3 separate regions of the Mus musculus genome follow, and regions 2 and 3 are each linked to region 1. Evidence: chromatin loops called from intact Hi-C (ENCODE). Cell type or tissue: left cerebral cortex. All regions are shown on one strand.

Evidence for each region. Peaks named below come from ENCODE experiments on the same cell type or tissue, not always from the same donor. Only the 100,000 strongest peaks of a DNase experiment are listed, where the experiment ranks them.
Region 2: a loop joins it to region 1, with 2.4 times the contacts of the local background. A loop is called at or near these places in 11 of 42 quality-filtered maps.
Region 3: a loop joins it to region 1, with 3 times the contacts of the local background. A loop is called at or near these places in 2 of 42 quality-filtered maps.

Annotation. Positions count from the first base shown.
Region 1 is chr5:121,890,047-121,898,046 of GRCm38, reverse strand. The region is part of intron 5 of Cux2 (cut-like homeobox 2); the gene reads left to right. Gm52785 (a long non-coding RNA gene) reads right to left here. Exons shown (of 3, transcript XR_003955779.1): 2 at 4,733-4,814; 3 at 3,564-3,686. Among named protein-coding and RNA genes, the nearest start is that of Gm52785, 27 kb to the right of the region's middle. In left cerebral cortex, a CTCF peak has its summit at 4,262 (motif pointing left); DNase peaks (open chromatin) are centred at 3,233, 3,604, 4,275, 5,630 and 3 more places; H3K27ac peaks cover 3,984 bases.
Region 2 is chr5:122,046,381-122,054,380 of GRCm38, reverse strand. It overlaps Cux2 (cut-like homeobox 2), which reads left to right and starts at 4,530. Exons shown (of 23, transcript NM_001312908.1): 1 at 4,530-4,605. It overlaps Gm52786 (a long non-coding RNA gene), which reads left to right. Exons shown (of 3, transcript XR_003955780.1): 2 at 25-263; 3 at 673-1,004. In left cerebral cortex, a CTCF peak has its summit at 3,907 (motif pointing left); DNase peaks (open chromatin) are centred at 4,439, 5,517, 5,966, 6,547 and 3 more places; H3K4me3 peaks cover 4,147 bases; H3K27ac peaks cover 3,717 bases.
Region 3 is chr5:121,995,101-122,003,100 of GRCm38, reverse strand. All of the region lies in intron 2 of Cux2 (cut-like homeobox 2), which reads left to right. Among named protein-coding and RNA genes, the nearest start is that of Cux2, 51 kb to the left of the region's middle. In left cerebral cortex, a CTCF peak has its summit at 3,413 (motif pointing right); DNase peaks (open chromatin) are centred at 1,519, 1,810, 2,433, 3,435 and 1 more place; H3K4me3 peaks cover 2,759 bases; H3K27ac peaks cover 2,596 bases.

The sequences.
Region 1 (8,000 bases):
CTATTGTGAAGTTACCTGTCAGCTCTGTTATCCAGCTTTCTGCCTGATGGGTGGGAGGGCAACTCTGATATCTTGCCCTCCGGGGGAACCCCTTTCAGGGCCATAGCTTGCAGCAGGGGGCAATAGAAGGATAATGTCATTTTTTCTACAGCCAAACTTGGAATCTTAGTATTGAGGGAAGCCTGGCCCAAAAGAACAAATACCGGGTAGTTCCCCTCAGTGTGAACACAGCAGGCAGGAGTCAGCCCCTTAGCCTGCTTACCATGGTTAGAGCCGAACACCACACATGCATGCACACACATACATACACACACATACACACACACACACTTGCATCCATACACAGACACACAGACACACATGCATGCACACACAGACATACATGCACACATGCATGCACAGAGACACAGACACACATGCACACACATACGTGCATACAAAGACACAAATGCACACATACATACGCACGCCATGCATGCACACATGCATGTACACAGACACATGCACAAACATGCATGCATACACAAACACATGCACACATGCATACACCGACTCACATGCACATACAGACAAACACACACACACACATGCAAGTGCATACATGCGCACACATCTGTTGTCAGATAAACAGATGTCCGAAGCATGTTCCATCCACACTGGACTATGAGTCAGCCGTGAGAAGGAACGCAGAGCCCATGTCACCATGGCAGCACGTGACTATGTTTGAAGGAAGCATCTAGAACAGGCATCTGGATCGACTGTGAGAGACTGCAGGGGCCAGAGTCGGAGTACAGGGTTTCCTGTGGAGAGAGAAGATTCTAGAACTCCAGGGAGGCAGGGCAGCCGTGCTCTGTAGGTGAGCTAAGTGCCACCAGGTGGTTTCCTTTCAGCAAGAGGCCTCCAGTGAGGTGAACATCACCTCAGGTGAACACAGCAGCCTCCCACTGTTGCGAGTCAGCCATCTCTGAGGTCAGGGCTCTGGGTGTGAGTCACACAACAATGTTTGCCTGAAAATATCTGGCCCCTGCCACTCTCCCATTCGTTGGCCCGTGCCCACCACTCACACTGCAGGTGTCCAGGCCACAAGGCCAACACTCAGATGACCTGCCATGCTTAGCCCCAGGCAGCCGTTCCAGCGCTTGGGGTATCCAGACTCAGGTCACACATGAGGCTTCAAGTTGGTGTGGTAGCTCACACCTGTGATCCCAGCACTCAGAAGGCTTAGGCTAACCTGGGCTACACAGCGAGACTCTGTCTCAGCTGGGAAGGTGGCTCTGTGGGTAAAATGCTTGCCTGGGTTCCGTCCCAAGCACCCTGTAAAGTGCTGGGTGTGGCAGGGAATACTTGTGATCCCGGGGGAGGCAGAGCCAGGCTGATTGCCAGAGGAGAGGAGCTCCCAGACAGGAGACCTGTCTCAAAAGACAAAAGCAGTAGGCGCCTCATGAGGACTAACGACCTCAACAGAGCACACACATGCATGTACACCCAGGCATGCACACATGCATGTACACACACACTTGCACACATGCACAGAAGAAACAATACTTCATTTCTTGAAGCTGCCATGGGACTCTCATCTTTCTGGACCCCAGGCTGGTTTTTTTTTTTTTTTTTTTTTTTTGAGGGGGGAGAGGGGCGGTGTTCGAAACTGGGTTTCTCTGTGTATCCCTGGCTATCCTGGAACTCTGTAGACCAGGCTGGCCTCGATCTCAGAAATCCACCTGCCTCTGCCTCCCAAGTGCTGGGGTTAAAGGCGTGAGCCACCACTGCCCAGCTCAAGGCTATTTGAACTCTGTTGTAAGCCTGGCAGAGAGCCACGTGAACTCCAGAGACAGGCATGGAAGCTTCCAGAAACCCCTCATTGCTTCACACACTGTCTCTCCCCAAAGCCTGGGTACTCAGAGGTCACAAGAAGCCTGGAGAGCCCAACGCTGACTTCCACGTCTGTGACTTCCCAGGTCTCCTCCTGTGAAGGAGGGAGAGGGGGAGGGAGGGAAGAGACACAGGGATGCCACATCCCAGCTGTCATGGAGCTAGAAAACAAGGAGTCTTAACGGATGGAGGCCAGCCACACAAACGGCCCCTTTAGGGGCTCTAATTCATTTTCAAGACATTTAAGAATAACACAGTGCTTTAATGATTTCTTCGGGGAATCAGGAAGACGTATTTTTGTGCTCATTAAATGTTATCCGCAGACATGAGAAGCAAATGTCAGATGGGGAGGTTTTGGGGGGCTTGGAGTGCAAGTGTGCGCGTATATGTGTGTGTGTACATATATGTGTGTGTGTACACACACATACACGCACACACATACACACACACACACACACTTCTATGCAGCCGGGATGCACCGACTCTCCTTTGGTCTATGTCTTGACAGGCAAATTATTTGTCGCAGCCCTCCCACCCCCCAAGTCCTGATTCAACATTTCCGTCTGAATGAGTGGCTCCTGCCAGCACGAGTCCTTGGCAGGCAGCGAGACACAGCCTGATTGCTCAGCAACTATTTTGATAAGTGCGCAGTCCGTGTATCTGTAATTACGGAAGAAAACCGTAAATCTTTTGGATATTGTTCGCACAGATGTGGCACGAAGTGAGAAGAAGAAAAAAAAAAACCAGTAAAATGTGTTAAAAGCGTAATTAATGTCATTGTTGTGAGAGAAGACTTGATTTAAACCCCTTGGCTTCGGCGTGCCGTGTTGACAGCCGATGTCTTCACTGCACACGAGCCAAGTCGTGGGGGGGACCCGGCCCGGCCTCAGCAGGAGAACTTGGGGACCTGGTGACTAGAACACAGGAAAAAGAAAAGGGGTACAAAAGGAGAGAGAGAGAGTCAGGGAGGCTGAGGGGGATATGAGGACATGAGGACACTCGGCTGAGCCCGCTACAAGGCAGGTGAGTGGCCCAGATGGCTTCTTGGATTTTGTTGGGGTTTCTAAAACTCCCTGCAGGTGCCTCTTGCTCCGTAGTATCTTCCGGGGTGAAACTGCAGGCAGAGGGGAGAAGTTTCCTTTGTCCTCAGTGACCTGAGCCCAGAACCTCGCCCTCTCTGCTCTCTGGGTCTTTAGGAAAAGAGAGGGTCGTACACCCTTCTGGTGGACTGGCGTGAGGGTTTGATGCTCTGTGCGTGAGCGTGTTTAGGGAAACATCCCATAGCCTGTGGGCGTCGGAGTCCAAGGGATGCAAGCGTCTATTGTGGATCTCACAGGGTGGTTACCTGTCTAGCACTCAGGGAGCCGGGTGGGTGTTGCTGAGTCTGTGCTGTAAGGAGCTGCCTGGCCAGGTTTCGGGTTTTTTAATGCATCTTCCCAGCCTAAAAGAACAAAAGAAGAAAGATACAAAAGAAGAAAGAAAGTAGCTTTGCTTTACACACCCTCTGCTCAGAGGACAGGAAAGCAGAAAGACAGAGAGCTGCTGTCGGCTGCCTTCTCTTGTCCTGCATTGACTTCTGTGGAGTGGTGTCTGAACACCCACACCCCCACACCCCACTCCCCCCCCCCCCCCCCCCCCCCCCCCCCCGTGTAGCCACACCTTCCCCTTCCCCGGCATGCCTGTGGGTCCTCCCTGTGAGACTCCAGACCCCGCAGCCTCAGTGTGGTTCTTTCTCTTCTGTGGGTGTTCCTGGTGTCCTGAGCTCCTCCCCACACTGCCCATGTGCTGAGGGCTAGTGCTGTGACACAGGGTTCCTTGGATGAGAGAGAAAAATGTGGGAAAGTACATAGAAACCTTGTCTTGATCCCAGACCCTGTGGTCAGAACAAATGAGGTTGTTTCCCCTGGTTGGGCTGCCCAGCTTTTTTTACTCTTTACCCAGTGTGCTGTTTGACCAACTCTTTGCGCAGTTCCTCCATTTATAGCAGGACTTAATTATTATTGATTTGTCCATGCTCTTTGTATATTAGGGACAGGGGCATTGGTACCGGTAGACATGTTTGGCATCTTCTCTGTTAAACGGACTTTTGCTTTTTAACTTTGTTCATAGCCTCTCGTATACATCGTACCTAGTAGACATTCAAGCAATGATTTCTAGAAAGTAGAGAATCTTACCAAATCTTTCTTTCTGTGTCCTATTTTTAAACACATTCTCACCTGAAGTTTAGAATTGGGTTTTTTGTTTTTTTGTTTTTTGTTTTTGTTTTTTTAGTATTCCTGCGATCTTCTTTTAAATTTTTAAATCTAAGCCATGTGAAATGTATTTTTGATGAAAGCAGGAGGTAAAATCACTAGTTTAGAGTTTTGTCCCAAATGACTAATTTTAGCGCCATCTAGTGATCAAGCCACCTTCACCTCCATGGAAAAGACATTTTAGTGTAACTGGGAACAGTGATGGCCCCTACTGCCCCTACTTACATCCCCTCCTCTTCCTCTTCCTCCTCCTCCTTCTCCTCTTCCCCTTCTTCGTCTTCTTCTGCATCTTCCTCTCCTTTTCTCCTTCCTCTTCCTCCCCTCCTCTTTCTCCTCCTTTCCTTCCTTCTTTTCTTCTTCCTCTTCCTCCTCCTCCTCCCTCCTCTCTCCTTCTCTCCTTCCTTCCCTCCCTCGTGTTCCTTAGGTGTCATAAGAACACAGAGAACAACTTCACATGAGCTCAGACGGAAGGCCCAGGTACCATGTTGCCTGGACATTTCTAGGTGTTGTCTGTGTGACAGGCATCATGCTAGCTCCTCACAGGCACAAGCTCACTGACAAAGGCCCCCAACACAAACACACTCACACACACACTCATACATCCGCACCTGTGGTTCTCAGTGTCCAACCTTGCTGTAGAATTCATTTGAAAATACAGGACTTTGGGAAAATGTCCATCAGAGATTTGTGCTGTGGAAAGAGGGGGCACCCAGTAAGCGGAGTGTCACAACCAGCCCTTTAGGAGCGCTGGCCTGGGAGATGGGGAGTGCCAACATATCTCTCCAGGTGTGAACCCCCAGAGCTGAGGGAAGCAAAGAGCTGCAAATGTGTGTGTGTGGGGGGGGGGCAGAGGAAGAAGGGCTCTGGGCACCAGGGATGGGCCAGGCCCCTCTCTGCTGTCTTGTCTTACCGCTTCCTCCATGCCTGCCCTTCCCCAGGCCCGTGGGACACACAGCAGAGAACACCCAGCCTGCCGTCTGGTACACACCTCTCCCCCTGCGCCTCTCATTCGACAAATATTCAGTGCTTGCTGCTGTTTGTTGGCCTCTCTCCTACCACAGGGGCATGGTGCTGAGCAAGACAGACCTTTTCCTTCCACCCCAGGAGGTTCCACGTGCTTCACACACATACACACCACACACACACACAGAGCCGTGTTTGCATTATGACACACATGTTGTGCCCTGGAAACTGACTCTCCCTCTCTGGGCTGCTGTCTCTTCTCCACAGATGAGCTCCTCCCCCTCCCACCTTGAATGAGACAGAGCCTCAAGCGCCTAGTAGCTGCTCAGCTAACAGCGGCTGCCGCTGACCCCATCAGTGCCAGGGAGGGAGACCCTCATGCTAGGCACCTCTGCGGCCTCAGAGCCAGCCAGCACAAGCCGTTGTGGGGAGAAAGGAGCCAGCAGGCTCCTAGCTGTCCTGAAGGAAGGGACGTGTGCCCATCTGCTAAGGAAAAGTTAGGACTCTGGATTGAAATCAGTGTCTGTGCCGCCCACACGGCCACCGCCCAAGCCCAGATGGGAACAGGCTGCTGCCTGGGCTCAAGCTTTGGGGAGCGTGCGCATACTTCTGCATATTTGTTCCTAAGGAGCCTCGTGGCCAGCCTTCTGGCTACGGCGTCCCAAAAAAATCCTCAGTGTGCCACTTCGGGCGGACACAGAGGGAGGGGAGGTCCACCCTTCTCTCCCTGTCTCTCCAGCCCCTGTCTCCCACCCTGAGCATCAGCAGGTGACCAGGTGACCAGGCTTTCCCTGTTATTTACAAGGATGCCCCAACCCCATTATTAGCCACCCATCAATCAAGAGCAGGCCATAGCCCTGAGCCACCCTGTCACCTTCCTCACCTGTGGTCACCTCGGCCTGTGGTCCCCCTCTTTAGAGGTCCAATCAGTTTAATTTGTCCACAAACTCCTTCGCTCCTACACTTTGGGTTTGGGGGCTCCCAAACCCAAGATTTGCTTTTGAGAAATCTCAGACCAAAAAGCTGCTGTGTCCCCAGGGCCGCTGTTTCACTCCCTCCAAATGGGCCCTAGCTGTAGGAGCCACTGGAGAAGCAAGCAGTCTTGTCTGTCACTTACTATATCCCTGGCCAGGCTGAAAGGAGTGGAGGGGCCTCGCCTGGGTGCCAGTGGCCTCTCTGAGACCCGTACCCTCACCGGTAACTGGGCCCTGTGGTCATGAGGACCCAGTGAGGCCTTGTTCCTGGGACAGCAGTTCTAGTGGGTAGTGGGTGGGTAGTGCAGGGAGAGGGGAGTTGGGCGGGAATGGGGAGATGAGTGGCCTCCGTTCCTCACCCTGCCCTGGGCTGTTTCTCCAGACGCATCCTGTAGACTAGAACATTCTCCTTTATCACCATGCTGGCTCTGCCTACTGTCACTCCCAGACAGGTCCTGCCTGCCCAGCCTAAACAGGAGCCCATTCTCTCTGACATGGCCTCATCTGTCCCTTGCCCCCTCTGTCCATTCTGAGTGGCAGCTGCAGGGTTCTCCTCTCTGCCACCGCTCCCACAGCCCAAACCGTCCTCAGTACAGAGCAGCCCCTGGCAGTGCCTGGCTGGAGGAGGAGCCATGCCTGACACTTAGTTCAGGAGCAACAACGGTGAACTCGAACTCGTGGCTGCTGCTGTAACAAGCTTGCACCCCACAGTCCTGGAAGTCAGGCGCCACTGAAGCCCAAGGCTCCCTAAACTACCTTCCCAGCCAATGTCAAAGTCAGGATTGGACCTTGAGCCTCCTATCCTGGTTCCTCTGCGTTTCCTCTAGGGTAGCCTTGAACTCTGTGGAATGAAGGCGTGAAGAATTTAATGACCCCAACCCCACACACAGAGAGCCAGTTGTGACAGCGCCACACCTTTAGTTCCAGTACTTGGAGACAGAGTCAGGAAGATCTCTGAGTTCAAGGTCAGCCTGGTCTACAGAGTGAGTTCCAGGACAGGCCAAGTGATGCAGAGAGAGATCCTGCCTCAATCAATCAATCAATCAATCAGCCTTTCTCAGAGTGTCTGGTTCTGCCCTGGAAATCTAGCTTGGGCTGGGGTAGGTCCCTGCCCCATTCTTCACCCTGGGGAAGTCCCATCACTGTGCAACGGTTAGTCCATCTGTGGGACAGAGATGCATCATTACTCACCTCCCGCCACGGCAGTGAGAGTCACAGGCCATTTCTCCCAGGAAGTGATGGCAGCATGTGTGTGTGTGTGTGTGTGTGGGGTCACTCTCTGTCCCCAGACTTCACAGAACATTGCTCTAGGCTGACTGGCCCCAGCGCTCCTGAGCTCCAGTGAACACTGGGCTCTTAGGGTGGCCACAACGGCCAGCACCTGGCCTTGCTCACCTCTTTAACTCCTGCCCTCCATACTCTGAGGAGTAACTGTGCAGACCACACGGGAAGGGGTGGGGGTGGAGGGCTGTTCCCACCCTGAGTCACGCACCTCTCTCCCTGTCTCTTATTTATTCATTTATGTAGGTTGTGCTGAGAATCAAACCCAGAGCCTCATGCCTGCTAGGCAAGCACTCTGCCACAGAGCCACATCCCCAGCCTTTTTTTTTTTTTTCCTTCCTTAGCCCAGGTCTTATATATCCCAGGCTGGCCTTGAACATGCGTCTTGTCGGCACTCCCGGTTTATGGGGAGCACGGGTTGAAGCCCTGGGCTCCGTGCACACGAGGCAGCAAGTGCTAGACCAACTGAGCCGTAACCCCTGCCTTTCCTTTACTAAGTGGCCCAGGCGGCCTTGAATTTATAATCCTCATGCCCCACCCAGCCTCTCCAACCAAGCCCAGCTCAGTGTCTTGTTTTTAAATCTCCCCATTCATGTCTCCTGAGAAGCAAGACCTGCCCACATTTCTTCTGGACACACAGCCAGCAGGAAGCCCCTCA
Region 2 (8,000 bases), 160 kb before region 1:
GTTCTTCCTTCCCATTCATCTCAGATTACTGTGGACCAGCATGGAATTTCTCCTCACCCTGCCTTCATCACCTTATGTGCCCTGAGACCTTCTCAGGACCTTAAGAGTCCCCCCTGCGGTGGGACCCTGCACCCATCCCCGCCTGTGCCCTGGGATACCACAAGCCGGGTGGCCTCTGAGCATTCTCAGTGTTTCACACACGTCCTTGTCACAACACGGGAGCTTCATTGCACTGGCACCCACGAGGAAAAGAAGCCACAAAGGTAAACTGGGTGGCCCAGGTCTCTAAGCTTCAAGCAGGCGGACCGGACTCAACACCCAGTCTATCCACACTCAGGGGAAGCGACTGACATTTATCTGCGGTTGATTTGCGAAACGCTGGCAACCACTAGGCGATTTATAAGGTGGTGGCTGCCAGCGTGGGGCAGAAGGAATTGCTGGCTTGGTCCTTGCAGCCAGTCTAGGCAGAGGCTCGGAGGTGGACTTGACGGTGCCCCAGCCTCCCTGAACCTCTCTCTTCCAGGCAGGCGGCTGCCAGGCTGTGATCCTCTCACCCTGGCTCTCCCAGGGTGTTCACACTTCCAGATTAATTCCAAGGCTTGCTCCACTCCTTGCCTGGCAGCTGCGGTGGGCGACGCCGGCCTCTCAAAGGGCATTTTCCTTTTGTTTCAGCTTTGATGTCGAGATGTCTCGAATATCATTATGCGTGGGGCTGAGGACCTGCCGGGCGGGCTTCCCGGGGATTCTCGAACAGTTTATGAATTTCTCCAAGGATCCTGGCTGCTTCTGCTTTCAGGATGGGCTGCCCCAGAAGGGCGTCTGTGTTCTGGTCGTAATTTTCTAACATTGATCCCAGGGAATGGGTGGGGCTGGGAGTCCAGAATCAACCAGGGACCTGCTTAAGTTTCTCTTCATTAATAAAGAAGTGAAAAGCAATTATTTTTTTCACAACAGAATTTAAAATTGTATTGCCTTAGTTCCAAGGACACTTGGTTGCTGTGAAAGTCTGAATTTCCTGGCTTTCGTTGACCACCCATCATAATATCACTTCCTCAAGCTAACTCCATTCAGGGGTAAACACTTAACCGCTTAATTCATTATTGCTGAGTCTGAGCTGGCTGCCGATGTGGCTGGAACGGGAGCCCCCCCCCCCCCCATATCTAATAAGGCTCAGGCTGGCGATGTGCTCGGAACGTGGCTGCAAGAGAGACGGCTGAAATTTATTTTGTGAATAAAGCAATAAGCCGCTAAACAAAGCTAATATGTTTCAGCCGAGACAGAAAGACACGATCATTCAGTATTTATGTAGCAGCCCTGTTCCTCAGTGGGACTGCAAGTTGCCGCCATTAAAATGGTCGGAATTCTTCAGAGACTCAGCTGTATTAAGTCATTTAAAAATATCACAGACTTAAAACAATCTGAATTATTGGATTTTCTCGCTGCTCCTGGGTAAGCATGTTTGCTGTGGCAATTTCCTGCTTGGTCAAAGGTACAGCCTGACTCCTGGAGGACAGAAGAAAAGTTGTGGGTAGGCTCTTTATGTGGTTCCAAACGGCTGAAATGAAACCTGATCTCGATTGTGGGTCTATAGTTCTGACTTTTAAAAAATTTTGACGTAATTTCAGATTCCCTGAAATGTCTGGAAGAAATGTAAACTACGTGCTTTGAGAGACAGGATCTTTAAATGTTAGCAGTGCGAATGGTTCAGGTCTCAGGTTCTGGATAGAGAGGAATAGGTAGGTCTTGTCTTCATTTGCGCTGTATTTGAGATAGCCGCAGACATGGCTTCTCCCCCCTTTTCCCCTCTTAGCCACGTCTGTGTGTGTGTGTGTGTGTGTGTGTTTTAAACAAAAAAACAAAGCTATTTTGCTACACAGGACCCAAGGCAAGGATTCAAATCAGAGAGCTACTGTTAACCTGTTATCTGTTGACTTTGGTCCAAATTTGCTATTGCGTCTAGTTGATGGCCTTTGGAGACAAAGAAAACCCTTGGTTGTCCCTTCTTGTTGCTTTGTCAAATTGCATTGGCTTCCTACAGCTTGGAATATGTGCTTGATCCTCCTGTTTTGAGTAACACTGATATATATATGCACACATACACACACACACATACATACATACACACACATATCAACTCGTTAACTTTGGAGATCCGCCCCCCCCCCCGCCTCGCCGCCCCCCCCCCCCCGCCACTGCCTCTCCATTTGGGACCCTATGATATTTCTTCACAATTAAATTTAGACTCTGCACTTTGGGCAGGAATACCACACAGGCACAAAGTCCTTCTCAATACAGCATCCCCAAAAGTCACACCCCAGCAGTGTGTCCCACAGAGGCAGAGTCAGACATATGTTAAAATATATTGAAGCTCTGTTTGTTAAACGGGTTTGGAAAAGGTCTCACAATCGCTAGGTTCTTCTCTCTCTCTCTCTCTCTCTCTCTCTCTCTCTCAAATTCTTTATTACAGGTTTTTAAAAGAGCAGACTCAAAGACACGGGGGCTGCAAGCCGTACAGAGATTCAAGAAGAAAATGTAGTCATTTAAAAAAAAATCACAACGCATTAGTTATGAAATTTGCCTAAATTCATTTTGCGGAATGAGAGCCGTAATTTGAAGGCAGAGTTATGGAGAGAGGAAATAAAACCACATGTCACGTGCAATTTAATCTGGCAGGGAAATGGGCCACTCGGAATTGCTAACTCGGCCTGATTCGTTTCCTCTCTGGAAAAAGCTCTACTTTTGGTCTGAGGAGTCTTTTCAGCTCCTGCGTTAATGTATTTGCACAGACGTCACACGGAAAAAAAAAATGTATGAGGACAGCAAGAGAAATACTGTATCCTACTTTAAATCACACTGCGGGTTTTAAATGGCTCGACGGATGGCTCGGAGCGCTCACACCTTCCCCTGAAGCATTTAAGAAACAGTTATTTACATTACATTAAAAACTTTAATTGCCTTGAAGCACGTGCTGGGAGACGCAAATATTGGAAAATCATCAAAAATATCCATCATGATTCTCCCTCCTTTACAACTCTTCTAAACTTCATCTTTTTTATAACCCACGGTATTGATCTATTGTCCCAGACCGAGAGTGATGTCAGAAGTCCAAGCTCAGCCATAAAAAGGGAATATAATTTCGGTTGGCCGTCCATAAAAGCTAGTCTTTTGACAGAGATGAGGGGGGGACTAGGCCTCTTCTTTTGGAAGGGAAGTAAGTGGGGGGGGTGATGTGCAATAGGGTGTGGTGTGGGGAGGTGGGCAGGCAAGGAGGGTGACTTCAGGGTCTGGAGGTTTTTTTAGGGTTTTTTTTAGGGGGTACCGAGGCATGATGGGTTTCTGAGTCCCTTCTTTAGGATAACAAGTTGGGAGGGCTCATAGAAAAGAAGAGGGATATGTGAAATACGCCCCCTTTTGGTCCAGGGTCTGAGGAACTGCAAAGGCCGGGACCTCCCCGCCCTGGGTTAAAGATCAAGGAGAAAGCAGAAACGCTATACTCAAAGGGCGTGTGTGTGTGTGTGTGTGTGTGTCCGTCCATGTGCGTTGGCCATGGTAATGATAACATGACACCCTGCCTAGCCCCCATAGTGATGTTAGAGGTCCGGAGCTGCTACAGCGGGCCTTGGAGAACCTCAACTGATCCAAGCAGCTGTTGGGGAAAGGCTGCTTCCGCAAAGGTTTCTCTAAGGACATCCTGCAGCAACATTCACTTCACGCCAGGGACTTGCTTTGGAAAGTTGTGGGGTGCGTTACGCCCACTAAAGAATAACGATCAGAGCCCTACTGTAAAGACGCAAAGCATAGACACACAGGTTCCCCAATAGGACTTCCTTCGGTGCTGTACAGCACCATGCTGGGCGCCCGGAGACTTTCCCACGGCTCCGGGGCGCCCCCTCGCGGCGGTCACCCGCAGCGCAGCGAGCGCGTGGCGCGCGGGGTTGCGAGGGGGGGGGTGGACCTCGGCCGGAGGGTCGCGCGTGTGTGCTCCGTGCTCCCCTCGCGCGAGGCCACGCGAGGAGAGCGGCCGCACGCACTGCAGAGAGCTCACTTTGTTCTTTACGGTCCCCGTCGCCCGCGGCCCCTCCGCGCTCCCGCCGCCCCCCCTGCGCATTGATCCGCGCGCGCGGCGCTGTCGATAAGTTTGCAAGGAGCCAAAGTCAAGTGCGAGCGGCGTGCGCGCAGAGCCGGGCCGCGCTCCCGGGGTCCAGCCCGGGTGTTGGCGGCAGCCGCATCCCCGGCCGCGCGCCCGCCCCCAAGATGGCGGCCGAGGGGGGACCGCGGGGGGCCCGGGGGCCGAGGCCGGCCAGGGCTGTACGGGCGACCAGGGGGCCGCGCGCAAGACGGCGCCTGGACTGGCGGCGGCTGCAGGTGAGCAGACCAGCCCGCCTTTGTTCGCTGCCGCCACGAGCGGCCGCCGGGACGCGGGAGCCGCCGAGGCGGGAGGAGCGCGGGGAACGGGAGGAGCGCGGGGAGCACGGAGAGCGCGCGGGCAACGCGGGGGAGCGGGACGCGGCTGCGCAGCCATCCAGCCGCCGCCGCCGCCGCCGCCTCCTCCACCGGCTGCTGCAGCCAGGACGCTCGGTGCTCCTCCCGGGCCGATCCCTGAGGGTTAGTCTCTGCGTCTTGTTTCTCCCTCTCTCCTCGGTTTTTTATCACCCCCTCCGCCTGCTTTCTCTTCCTCCGCCTGCTTTCTGCCTCCGTCCTTCCCACCTCTGTCTTGACCCCCCCCTCCCGCCTCCCCTCTCCGGTCTTGCTTTTCTTCCCTCGCTTCCCCTCCTCCTGCTTTCTCTCCATCATCTTGATATTCCCCTTCTCTGTCTGCTCCTCCCTCCCCGCCCCTTCCCCTCCATCCCAGTCCCGCGGCCCCGGAGCCCCAGGCCCGAGCGCGCGCAACTTTGCGCACCTGCCGCGGGGCGGAGCAGGTGCGCGGGCTGCAGCCCCTGGGAACTTTTGCACCCGCGCCCCTGGGGCTACCGGTTCTACCTCGCTTGCTCTCGCACCCTGCTCTCTCTGCCTTGGCCCCCCTCGCTCCCCTCTCCTTCTCAGGGGCGACACTCTTGGCAGCCCCAGCACTTTTTCCATGTTCCTGGTGCGCGGGCTCCAGGTGCCTCCAGGTTGGGATGTTTGCTGACCGTCTTTCTGAGGCCCTGGGATGGGCGGGGGGTAGGGGGGGAGATGCGGTGTTACAGTACCCCATTTGGCGACACACTTGGGTGCTCATTACGCCCGCAGAGGCTCCCTGCACCCTGCAGTCGAGCAGAGTCGCGGCAGGTGCTGCGATGGCCTGGGCGGGGAAGCCTTGTGGATAACCACGCTCTGAGAGCATTTTGCTTGGCCAGTGACATTCTCAGAATTCGTGACAACACGTCTGGAGATAAAAAAATAAATAAATAAAACATAAAGGGACCCACTTTCCCTTTTTAATCTGTCCGCAGATCTCGTTAAGTTGCTTCTGATAAGTGGCTCGCTCCAGCCCCCCTCTTCTCTGTCCCCACTCCTCGCTCCCCTCCTCCCTCAAAGCCACCGAGCCGGAGAGAAAATCGGGGCACTCAGGCATGCAGTTAATAACTGCAGGAGCTATGCAATTCCTAGTCCGCGCCCGAGTTGAGGTTACAGTTTGGTGGCCGGCTAAGATGGGCAAGGCTGTGTCCTATGCTAGACGGTTTAAAGGATGCTAAAGTGGCTTTGGAGGTGGGGAGCAGGGGCCGGGAGGGGGCAGAGAGAGAGAGAGTTGGGTAGCCACATTGGGCCTGGCACGAAGGCCAATGGTAATCGTATTCCCTGCTAATGTTTGTAAATGAGACCCGGGCAGGCTGGGGGACAGCGTCTTTATTTATGATTGATGTTCTGTAACATAAGGGATGACAAGAACGCGGCAGACTAGAGGGGAGCAAGCGGCTGGGCTGACGGAAGCTCTTACCCGGGTGCTATTGTTATTCTCCTGGAGAGAATTGCTACGGTGAGCTTTACAGCGGCCCCGTATTTGCCCATAGTCGCCGGAATGCCAGTTAACACGATTCTCATTAGATAACTCGCTTTCCATCCAAGCGCCTGGGCTGCAGGCTTGGTGGGAGAGAGAAAGGGAGAGAGAGGCTGCCCTGGGGCTGAGGCCTGGGTGCGGCTCCCCGCGTTGGTTTCAGAGCTGATTGGGGTGGTTCTGGACGCTCCCTGTCCCCAGTCTTGGTGGGGAGGCTTTTGTGGAGCTGTGGAAGGTCACCCCAGTCTTGGTTCCAGCTGACTCCTGGTGGTCTGCACGCCTTTTGTTAGGGTCTCAGGACACACTGAGATGGAAAAGGAGATTTGAGCTGCAAGGGTGGTGAGTGAGGGTGGTGGACACAGGCCTGTCCAGGTGACAGGGACCAGGAACACCAAGACCGCTCCCCCAACGGGGAACATACAAGGGTGTGTGTGTGTGTGTGTGAACTCATTAAGACAATGGCTGTGTGTCTGGCACAAACAGGCTCCCAGGGAGGGGGGCTCATCTGAATCGATATAAAGAGGAGGGGATGCTCCTCCAGGGAGTTTGAAAAGGCTGCATAGTTCCAGAGCTCAGAGGATTGACTGTGGAAGCTGCGGCATGCATCTTGCCAGGCCCAGGCTGGTGCAGCTGCCCACTCTCCAACCCCGCCTCAGCCTCTCCTGTGATCCCTGGCACAGCGTGCAAAGTCCAGGGTCTTCCGGACATCCATCTCTTAGCCCTTTGCCAGGGACCCTTTCTGGTCCATCCTCTTAGTGACTCCTCCTTCACACTCACTGGTATCTCTTCCTTTCTCCTACTCCATAGAGGAAACTTCCACCTATTGTGAAACACAGGTAGGAACTGTGGGTCTGGGCAGGGCCAGAGCTGGGGGCTCCCTCACCAGAGCCTGGGAGGAACGTGTGACTTGTATCCTGGGTTGTTCAGGTTGGATGGTTTCTTGCAGCTTGATTTCTGAGTCTTAAGATGACCCAGCCAGGAAAAGTGGCCCCGTGGCCCCAGGCTGGACCATACTGCTGACGCTTCCCCGTTTGGGACAAGGAAGGTGACCTTGTGCCAGCTGGGCTCTTGGTTCTCTGGAAGTATATATATTTTAAACTTGGAAGCTGTCCAGTTAGTATTTTTTCCCCCCAGCACATTCTTTGAGTACTGGAAGTAGGTTCTTTGACTAGATGGAAATCAGTCGACAACCCTGGGATTGGGGGCTCAAGGAATGACTCTAAGGGACCTGGGTACCCCTCCCCCCACCATGGCATTCCTCAATCGTCTCCACTTCCCCCCCCCCCCTTCCTGCTGTAGCAGCTCAGGAACGAGAAGAAATAAAATCCCGTCCTGAGTTAATGCTGGTATATTTCATTTGGTTATAGGATGGTTTTACAGTGAACATCACTAATGCGGGCGTAGTTTATGGCTTTTCTCTGTGTTATCGTAGTAACTGGATTCATGGGTTCATGGTTTTTCTTTTCTACTTTCGTTTACCCCCTACTCCATACCCTTTATAAGAGATGTTCTGAGTCCTGGCCCCCACACCATCTTTCCTTTCCCCTCTAAAGAAGAGGAGGCTAAGCTTTTTGGGCATCCGGGTTGAATGAGGGGATTAGGGGTGCTCCTGCCCAGCTGTGTTTTTGGGGGGAGGGACGAGGTGGGGCTGGTGGCCCCTCACAGAAGACTCGGGTAGAAAACCCGGCCATTCCTCAAGGAGGAATTGGCACCACCCTCAGGATGAGCCGGTGTGGGTGGGCTTGCTAAAGGGGTCTTACGGAAACTTCTGGAATGGCTGGAAGCCAGGTGGTGCTTTGATGAAGACTGTTCCGTGCTCAAAGTTCAGGAAAGAGTGTGAATATAATTAAAACATTGTAACCTTGTGATGTTCTGAAGCAGGTAAATTTTACATATCAGCTGCGGTGTGCTTAGGTATCCATTAGAGCCCTTGACAGCTTGACTCACCTAAATGTGCTATCATTTAACAATGTGTCAAAATCCCCCTTTCTACCTGTGACAGCCGTAAATAAGCTATCAGCCTTGT
Region 3 (8,000 bases), 110 kb before region 1:
CCCACCTGGGGCACAAAGTAACACAGAGGCTCAGAGGTCGCCAAGTTTGTTTCAGTGGGAAGAGGCAGATGAAGCAAATGGCAGAGTCACAGCCCAGAAGGCCTGGGGTCCCCCAGACTTGGAGCTAAGCTAGCATTTTGGGATCTTGGCCTTGGGTCCCATCCACATAGGCTACTCTGCTATCTGTGTGATCTTCCTTCTCATCCAAGCCTTTACGAGGTCCAGATTAGGCCCTCTAGGGAGGCGTGGGATAAGATGGTATGCAGGCAAGGGGCTGTGTGGGGTGGGTGATGGAACCCCACTTTGTATCCTGCCCCCACTGTCAGGAGATGTAGCTACTTGTGTGTGATGCTTATTTCAAAAGCAGAGCTGGGGTCACCGGGATCCACCTCACTGAGATACGACTTTGAGGAGAAGTTGGGGTGTCTTTGTAGATCTGGGACTCCTGATCACCTCGACCACCTTAGTGGGGCCTGCAGGGACAGTGTAGTTTAGACTCAAGTGACCAGTAGGTCTCAGGGCTGGAGCCTGGGACATAGCACTTCGTGCCCCTTCAGTGCCTGGCCCTGCCGGTGGTCAGCTCAGGGGGTGAGATGACATCTAGCTGTCTTGAGAGTCGGGGAGGTAATGCCACACAGCCTTTAAAATTAGAAGGAAGATGTTTGTTGCGGAGCAGAACCTGCGTCAGCCCGAGTCCTGTGGGAAGGGCCGCTAGCAGCCTTTCGCGTTTATTTTTGCACATTCTTTGCATGTGCCGAGGCTGCTGGCGGCCCTCGCTCAGCTCACTCTCGCAGGGGCTCGCGCTGCCCACCCCTGCTGTCACTGGACATAGCTGCACTGTCTGCCCTGGAGAAGACAGAGCTGCCCAGGGTAAGTGCAGGAAGATGTGGGGTGGACAGGATTCCAGACAGCGTTCTGGAGTCTGCCTGTGTCCTGCCGACCGTGTGGTCCGTGTGGGGGAATGTGTGGCTTTAAAGCTTTCTCCACTCTTGTCATGTCTTTAAGAACCGCCGGCATATGAGATCAGGTGTGAAAATCTCTCTCTCTCTCTCTCTCTCTCTCTCTCTCTCTCTCTCTCTCTCTCTCTCTCTCTCTCTCTCTGTGTGTGTGTGTGTGTGTGTGTGGTGTGTGTGTGTTTTCTGGGGTTGTGGCTTCCTGGGTCTCTTATCTATCTTCAGGAGATGGCCATGGGTGTGGCTGATTGCGGGTCTGCGCTCTGCACCCCGTATGATCTTGGGGAGACAGGAGTCCATGGTTGTGGATCCCTGTGGTTGCGGGTATGTGTGGCAGACAGTGGACATGTGTGAGCCTACACCGCTCTACATGTACAGGGGTGCGTATAAGTGCATTTGAACATGGGTGCACGCACAGGGTATGTGGACAGTGTGCCGTGTGGGTGCGCGGTGTGTGAGCGTTCTGCATGAGTGATGGTACGGGCACACGTGAGCGTATGTGACACATGCAAGCTGCATGTGTGTGTACATAGGGCACTCCTTTGGCTCCTGCCAGAGCGGGGCTGCCACAGACCTGCCTGGCCCTGGAAGGCTGGGGCAGGCTGAGGGAACAGGCAGGCTGCACCCCAGCTGGCCCCAGATCCCGTTCCAAGGCTGTGGCTGGGTCTACTCTACCCGGCCCTGCTGCCAGGGGTTAGATATGCTTGCTGTCTGTAGTACTGTAGGCTTTGTGGCCCCATGGATGACAAATACTGCCCTTTCCCCCCTGGCTCCCCTAGCTCCTTCAAGGAAGGTGTCTCCACCATCAGGATGGCTCTGTGTTCTTTGGGATACAGCCTGCCCCCTTTACTCTTCAGGGAGCCTAGTGGCTAGCCAGTTGCTCCTAGCCAGGGAAACCTGTCCCCTGCCTGGGTCCACCTACCGTAGGACGTGTCACAAACCGGAAGTCAGGCACCTCATGATACACAGTGGACCTAGCTTATGTCCAGAGTAGTGTGTCAGATGCTGTTCATCCTTGAGCACGTTGCTTGGCTTCTCTGAATCTCCTAGCAGCAGCTGAAAATGGATTTGGGAGAGCTTCAGGGGTGGTGGCTGTTCCTTGTTTGTTACTGAGAAAAGTCTTTCTTGATCAGTACAGGTCTGCATGCCAGGTGGCATGGGTTGTGTAATCCTAGCCATGTGTGACCCTAGCCAGGTCATCCTATCCGTGCCTCAGTCTCCCTACCCGTCGGGTGACGTGATTAACCGTGCCTGCCTCTCGCTGATGCTGTGAGGGTGTCTTCTCGTTTTTACATAAAAGGTTACAGAGCATGCACTATTGTTGTTATTTCTGGAACAGCGGAACGCAGATTAAAACAGCCCCCAGCCTGCAAGCTTGCACGCTTCCATTGTTAAAGCCCGTGTGGGGGCTGCTTCTCTGAAGCTCTGCCCGTGTTGGGTAACATGGCTTGGGGTTGCAGGGTGGTGCCCCGTGGGTGGGCCGCTCTGCCCTCGTCTCTTCAGTAAATTGGCACAGTAGGTCCCAACTTGGCTGAAGCCACCCTGGGCAGAAGCATCTGGCAGGGTGCTGGCAGCACTCACTCAGCGCTGGTCCGCCCGGCCAGCATCGGGCTTGTGGCGGCTGTGGCAGCTCAAACTGGCACATGCTCTCGCTAGAGCCGACTGACATGTGAATGTTGGTGGCAGGCCTCGGAAGCAAGGGTGTGTGGTGGTGCCCCAGAGCCTGGCACCGTACTGTGCCCAGAGTCAACATGCCCTTCAGCCGCTGTGAAGAGCTCAGGGCTGCAGCACCGTGCATGGCCTGGGTGGGTAGAAGGTATTCAGGGATACTCCCCAAAGCACTTAACCAAACCCCGTTTTCCAGGTTCCTGTAGAAGTCTGGTTTCTCTAGTAGCCAGCTGCCTAATCTCTCTGGCCCCCTCTAGCTACTTATATTTTTTTCCTGTTTAAAAATTGGGTGTATAATCTGTGTGGGGTTGCCTACACATTTAATCTCAGCACTTGGGAGGCAGAGGCCAGCGGATCTCTGAGTTCGAGGCCAGCCTGGTCTACAAAAACCAAAATAATAATAATAATAATAATAATAATAATAATAATAATAATAAATGTGTGTATGTACAGGCATGTGCACATCACAGCATGTGTGTGGAAGTCAGAAGACAGCTTGAGGGAGTCGGTTCTCCCCTTTTATCATGTGGGTCCCAGGGATCAAACTCAGGTTACCAGCCTCAGTGGTAGGCACCTTAGCCCGCTGAGCCGTCTTACTGGCTCCACCTTACCCATTTAAACTGGTGGCTGGCATAGGAAGTGAATTCTAAAATCACTTCCTGTATCGTTTCCTCTTTCTTGAGGAAGTTGTCCTTGCTGGTTTAATGAAGATATTGAGACAATATGAAGACTGAGGCAGAGGGTTAGAGTTTTACTCAGTGGCTACCGGTACCTACCTGAGTCCTGCAGAGTCCTGCCTCCAGGGGGCGCTCTCTCATCTAAGAGGTTTGTGGGCAGAGCCTCTTCCCTTCACCCTATAACAGACCCATGCATTTCCCTAACAGAAGGCCAGGTTAGGTAGCTGGCCCTACCATGCTAGGGACATTATGAAACTCCAGGCCCTTCCAGGGGGATCCCACGGACACAGATAAAGGTTGTCACTGGCTGAGGTGGCCTGAAAGTTCCAGGCTTGGCTTCAGACATGGCTGACTGTACTTAGCTTCTGGGAAGCGGTTGTCTCGGCAGGCAACTCCCACCCCCGCTTTCAGCAGCCCCTCACTGGCAGCTGCAGTAAATGAACAACGTGGGTGTCACACTGGAGGGTCCCTCTGCCCAGGTGGTAAGTGGCTCTCACCACCTTTGCTCACCACCCTGTCCCCGTCAAGCCCCGCCCTGGCTCTGTGGCTGCTGGTGCCGTGCTTGTGGCTGTATCTTTAGCCTTTTGGGGGCACATGAGGTCCTGTTCCATACCTGACCTGGTTGGTACCCTGGCATCTTGTGACCTTTCTCCCCAGCCAGCATCTGTCCTTGGCTGATCTGCCCAGTGGCTCTGTGCTGTCCCTAAATAGCCTCAGGGCCACACTGAGGGTTCAGGTGCCAAGATTCATGGCCCAACTTTGCCCCCTGCTCCCCCCTTCTTTCTGTGCAGCATGTCTGGAATATTAGGGGCAATTTAGAGGGAATGTTGTCTTAACTACACTAAGGTGGGAGTCTGGGGCCACTGAAGGAAGGCCATGGCCTTGGGGGCCCCTCGCCAGATCATTTGAATTGATAGGTGACGGGTATTGATTTCTCTCTCCCCTGCAAGGGCTGAGGGGTAGTGACTCAGCAAAGGAAGATGGTTTGAAATTCAGGACTGGCCTGGGAGGAGGACCAGGGAGCTCCCCCTGCCCCTGCTGGCCAGAGCTGTGCGGGAGGGCAGTGACTTTCTCAATGCCTCCCCTCACAGGGAGGGAGGGCTCTGGAACCAACAGAAGCCTGCCCTTGTCTCCTCCTCCCCACCCCCACCCCCGGTTCCAACACCCCCCCCCCCCCAATGTGACTGTGTGCCAATGGCTTTCTCTCCCTGTGACTCAGTTTCCTAGTAGATGTGGCTGGAGAGTGAGTACTCTCGCCTCGCCGGGGGACTGTGCTGTGGACAGAGAGTCCCATCTCCTGGTAGATGACAGGCATTCTGACTGAAGCTGTGACTCATCCCAAGAGCTTTGACTGTGGCGCTGGGATGGGGTGGAGGCCTCTCGCAGGTTGGGCAAAAGGTCTGCCACCAAGCTGTACCCCACAACCCCAGGGAGGAGGTTTAGTTGCTAGCAGATAGGCAATACAGTTTATGAGACACCAAAAGAGAGGCCGTGAGCCCTGGGGAATCCTAGAGGGCTTCCTGGAGGAGATCTTTGAATGACATCACCTCTGACAACGCGTGACCGAAAGGGGTGGTACGGAAGACACAGAATTGTGTTAGGACTTTATGGACAGATAGGAATGTATACAAGTCTCAGGAGATACAGGAGGACAATGGCTGTCCACTGGGGACAGGAGAGAGGACAGGGATGGGGAGAGGTAAGGACATTATGCAGCTATGTTGGGTCAGCCACCCATGTGAGATGGTCAGTGAGTGGACAAGCTGTGGTGACATCGGGCAGTAGCCACATGCTCCACACAGTGCTGAGTGACAGCCTACCATGCCGTGGAAACCACAACCCTGTCCCTGTTTCTCGAACCCTCTGAATCTGCCCAGACCCCAGCTATCCCACTGCTCTATCCTGGCTTGCAGACCCCTCCTCGGGCCCAGGCTACAGCTTTCCAGTCTCTTCTGTGACACTGGGGCACACCGATGCTCACCAGGGTTCCCAGCTAATCCATAGGGCACGGTTGTCATTCTGAAGTTACATTTTGTTGTCCCCTGAGCTGGGCCTCAACCTGGGCAAAACCAGAAGTCTCCAGGGCCGCCACAGCTACCCATTTGTGTGTGGGCCCATGTACGCGAAGGTCGGGGCCCCAAAACTGGGCATTGCTGACAAGTCCCTAGTCCAGAGCCTGTTTCTGCTCCATTTAGTCACCATCATGATTTTTTTTTTAAAGATAGGTTCTGATGTAGCCCAGGCTAGTGCTGAGCTTGCTAGGATGGCCTTGGGCTTGTGCTCTTCCTGCATTCCCCCACTCCCCGCAGTGCATCACCATCGCACCTGACTTACATGGTGCTAGGTGGGTACCTCCTCAACAGGGCCACCTCCAGCAGAGCCACCTCCCAGCCTCAGTCCCCTTTAAAGCAGCACAAGTTCTTCAGTCTTGGTCCTTCCAAACCCGGCACTTCGGATGTGGTCTGACCTTTCTGCTCTGCAGGCCGCCTGTCCTCTTAACGCCTGCCTGCAGGTTGTGTGGCTTGAGCAGCCGTGTCGGAAGAGGGAGAGCGTGTCCTCGTCCTCAGGGCACCCCGTCAGGAGGTGCCACAGTGGTCCCTGCCGTGGCTGCTACTGACCTGATGTCAACTGGCTTCTCCCCGAAAGGGTTACTCCTCCCCTGTGAGGGATCAATAAGTTTCCAGTGGGGGAAACGTTTGGCCAGTTGCCCTGCTGCTCGTTCTTTTGGCCCCACTAATTTTAGCATCCAGGATGCCCCTTCCCTTGAATGCTGACTGCCGTGGGGTGCAACCCCGGGTCATTTTCTGACTCCAACATCCTTTTTACATTGATGAGTCAATGTGCGTTCTCTCCCCCTCTGGTGGTTTATCTTCACAGTTATTTATTCATGTTTCACAAACTTGAGGCTTCTGATGTCATTCTATTTCCCCTCCTCCCTGCCCCCAAACTTCCCCTTTCTGTCCCCGTCCCCTCCCCACCATGTATGTATGTGTCTTTAAGTCCCACATACTTGGGAAGGCCAGGAATGTCATTCCTCAAGTGGTGTCCGCCTTGGTTTTTAGAGACAGGGTCTCTTATCAGCTTGGAGTTTGCCAGGTAGCCAAGGCTGGCCCATAAGACTCAGCGATCTGCCCACCTCTGCTTCACCAGTACTGGAGCTACAAGTGTGGCTTTTGATCATGGATGCTGGAGACTAGAACCAGGGTCCCCATGCTTGTATGGCTAAGCCATCGCCCCCTTTTCTGCCCTCCACTCTCTTTGTCTCCTACCTTCTCCTTTAAACCTTGAGACCAGGATCTCATGTAGCCCTGGCTAGATTCAGACTCTCTGCATCCTAGGTGACTGAGTCCAGACCCTGAGATGACACGTATGAGATTCTATACCCAGCTTTCTGTCCCCTTTTTTTTCCCTTGGGATCTCCTGTAAGCCCTTGTCCAGAGGCCTGGCCAGGTGCCTGTTTGACTTGATGCTTCTGGCAAGAACCCTGGATGTAGCTGTATGGTGTGGCACCAATAGGTGCACCAGATCTGGGTGTCCCCCTCCTGGCGCTGAGAGTGCGATCAGTGGCTTTAGCTGTCACCTTGAGCTTCTCGTTGTTGAGGTCCCTACAATGGCTTTTGTTCCTGGATCTTGTTCCTGCGTGGGACATTTCTCTACGGAGAAAGCCGTCCTCCTTGCCCATCAGTGCCCTCAGAAACAAGATGGAAGGGACAGGTGCGTCTCTCTTCCCCTTCACCTGCCAGTCTTCCGCAGAGTGACATCCTCCAAAGACTTCCAAAGAAATGTTTGAAAATTACCATAAACTCTCACATCAGCGTGTGTGGGAGGGGGAGTTGGGAGGGAGGGGCGGGGGGGGGCAACTACTTCCGCTGTTACTGTCTGCACCCATATTCTGGTTGTCCTGTCTCTGGTATCTTGGCTTGGGATCTTTGTTTCTTGGCTCCTGGAGCCTCTGGGCTCGCAGGTAGCTGTGGGACCTTCCTCACTTTCTGGAAGGTCACACTGCCCCAGGCTCCGTGGGTTCAAATCTTCATCAGGTCTACAATCAGAGTGGACCTTGGGACAGGGCTGGGGTGGGGCAGACGGAGGGAGCTCAGCCCTTGGGTCTTGTCTTTCTTCCCCCTGGTCCAGGTTGGTGTTCCAGCAGGTCCAGCTGTGCCCCCTCCTCCCCTCCTCTGTCACCTCCCCTCAGGACATGCTGGGACATCTCCCCACCTCCTGCTTCTGACCTGGGTCTGGTCTTTTCCCCAAGGGAAGATGGGAACTCCAGGTGCCCTGAGAGCCAGGCCCTTACCTGTGGTCCCTTAGTCATGTGGGACTCTGACTACGGATCCCTTTCTGATACAATTCAGCCCAAGGGGCTGCTCACCATTTCTGCCTTTCCACATCCAAGGGGCCTCTTCTCCCCTGGCCAAACCCAGACCAGAAAAAAATGACATGTAATATCCCTTCACCGGAGTGACTTAAAAATTAATACGGGCCTCCCCGTGCTACCCCACCTCCACGCGAGCCGCCTGTGCTCCCTGTGTGAGATTAAAACTCACATTTCATTTTTATATGCTGTGCTTAATCCAATAATGATTTTGCGTTGCAAACGGCAATAATATCTCTCAGCATAGTTAATCAGACTAGACTTAATGCTGTCACTATTTATTAACCTTTGTTGAAAAGCAAGAAGTTTCTCTCTAATCTGCGATTGTTG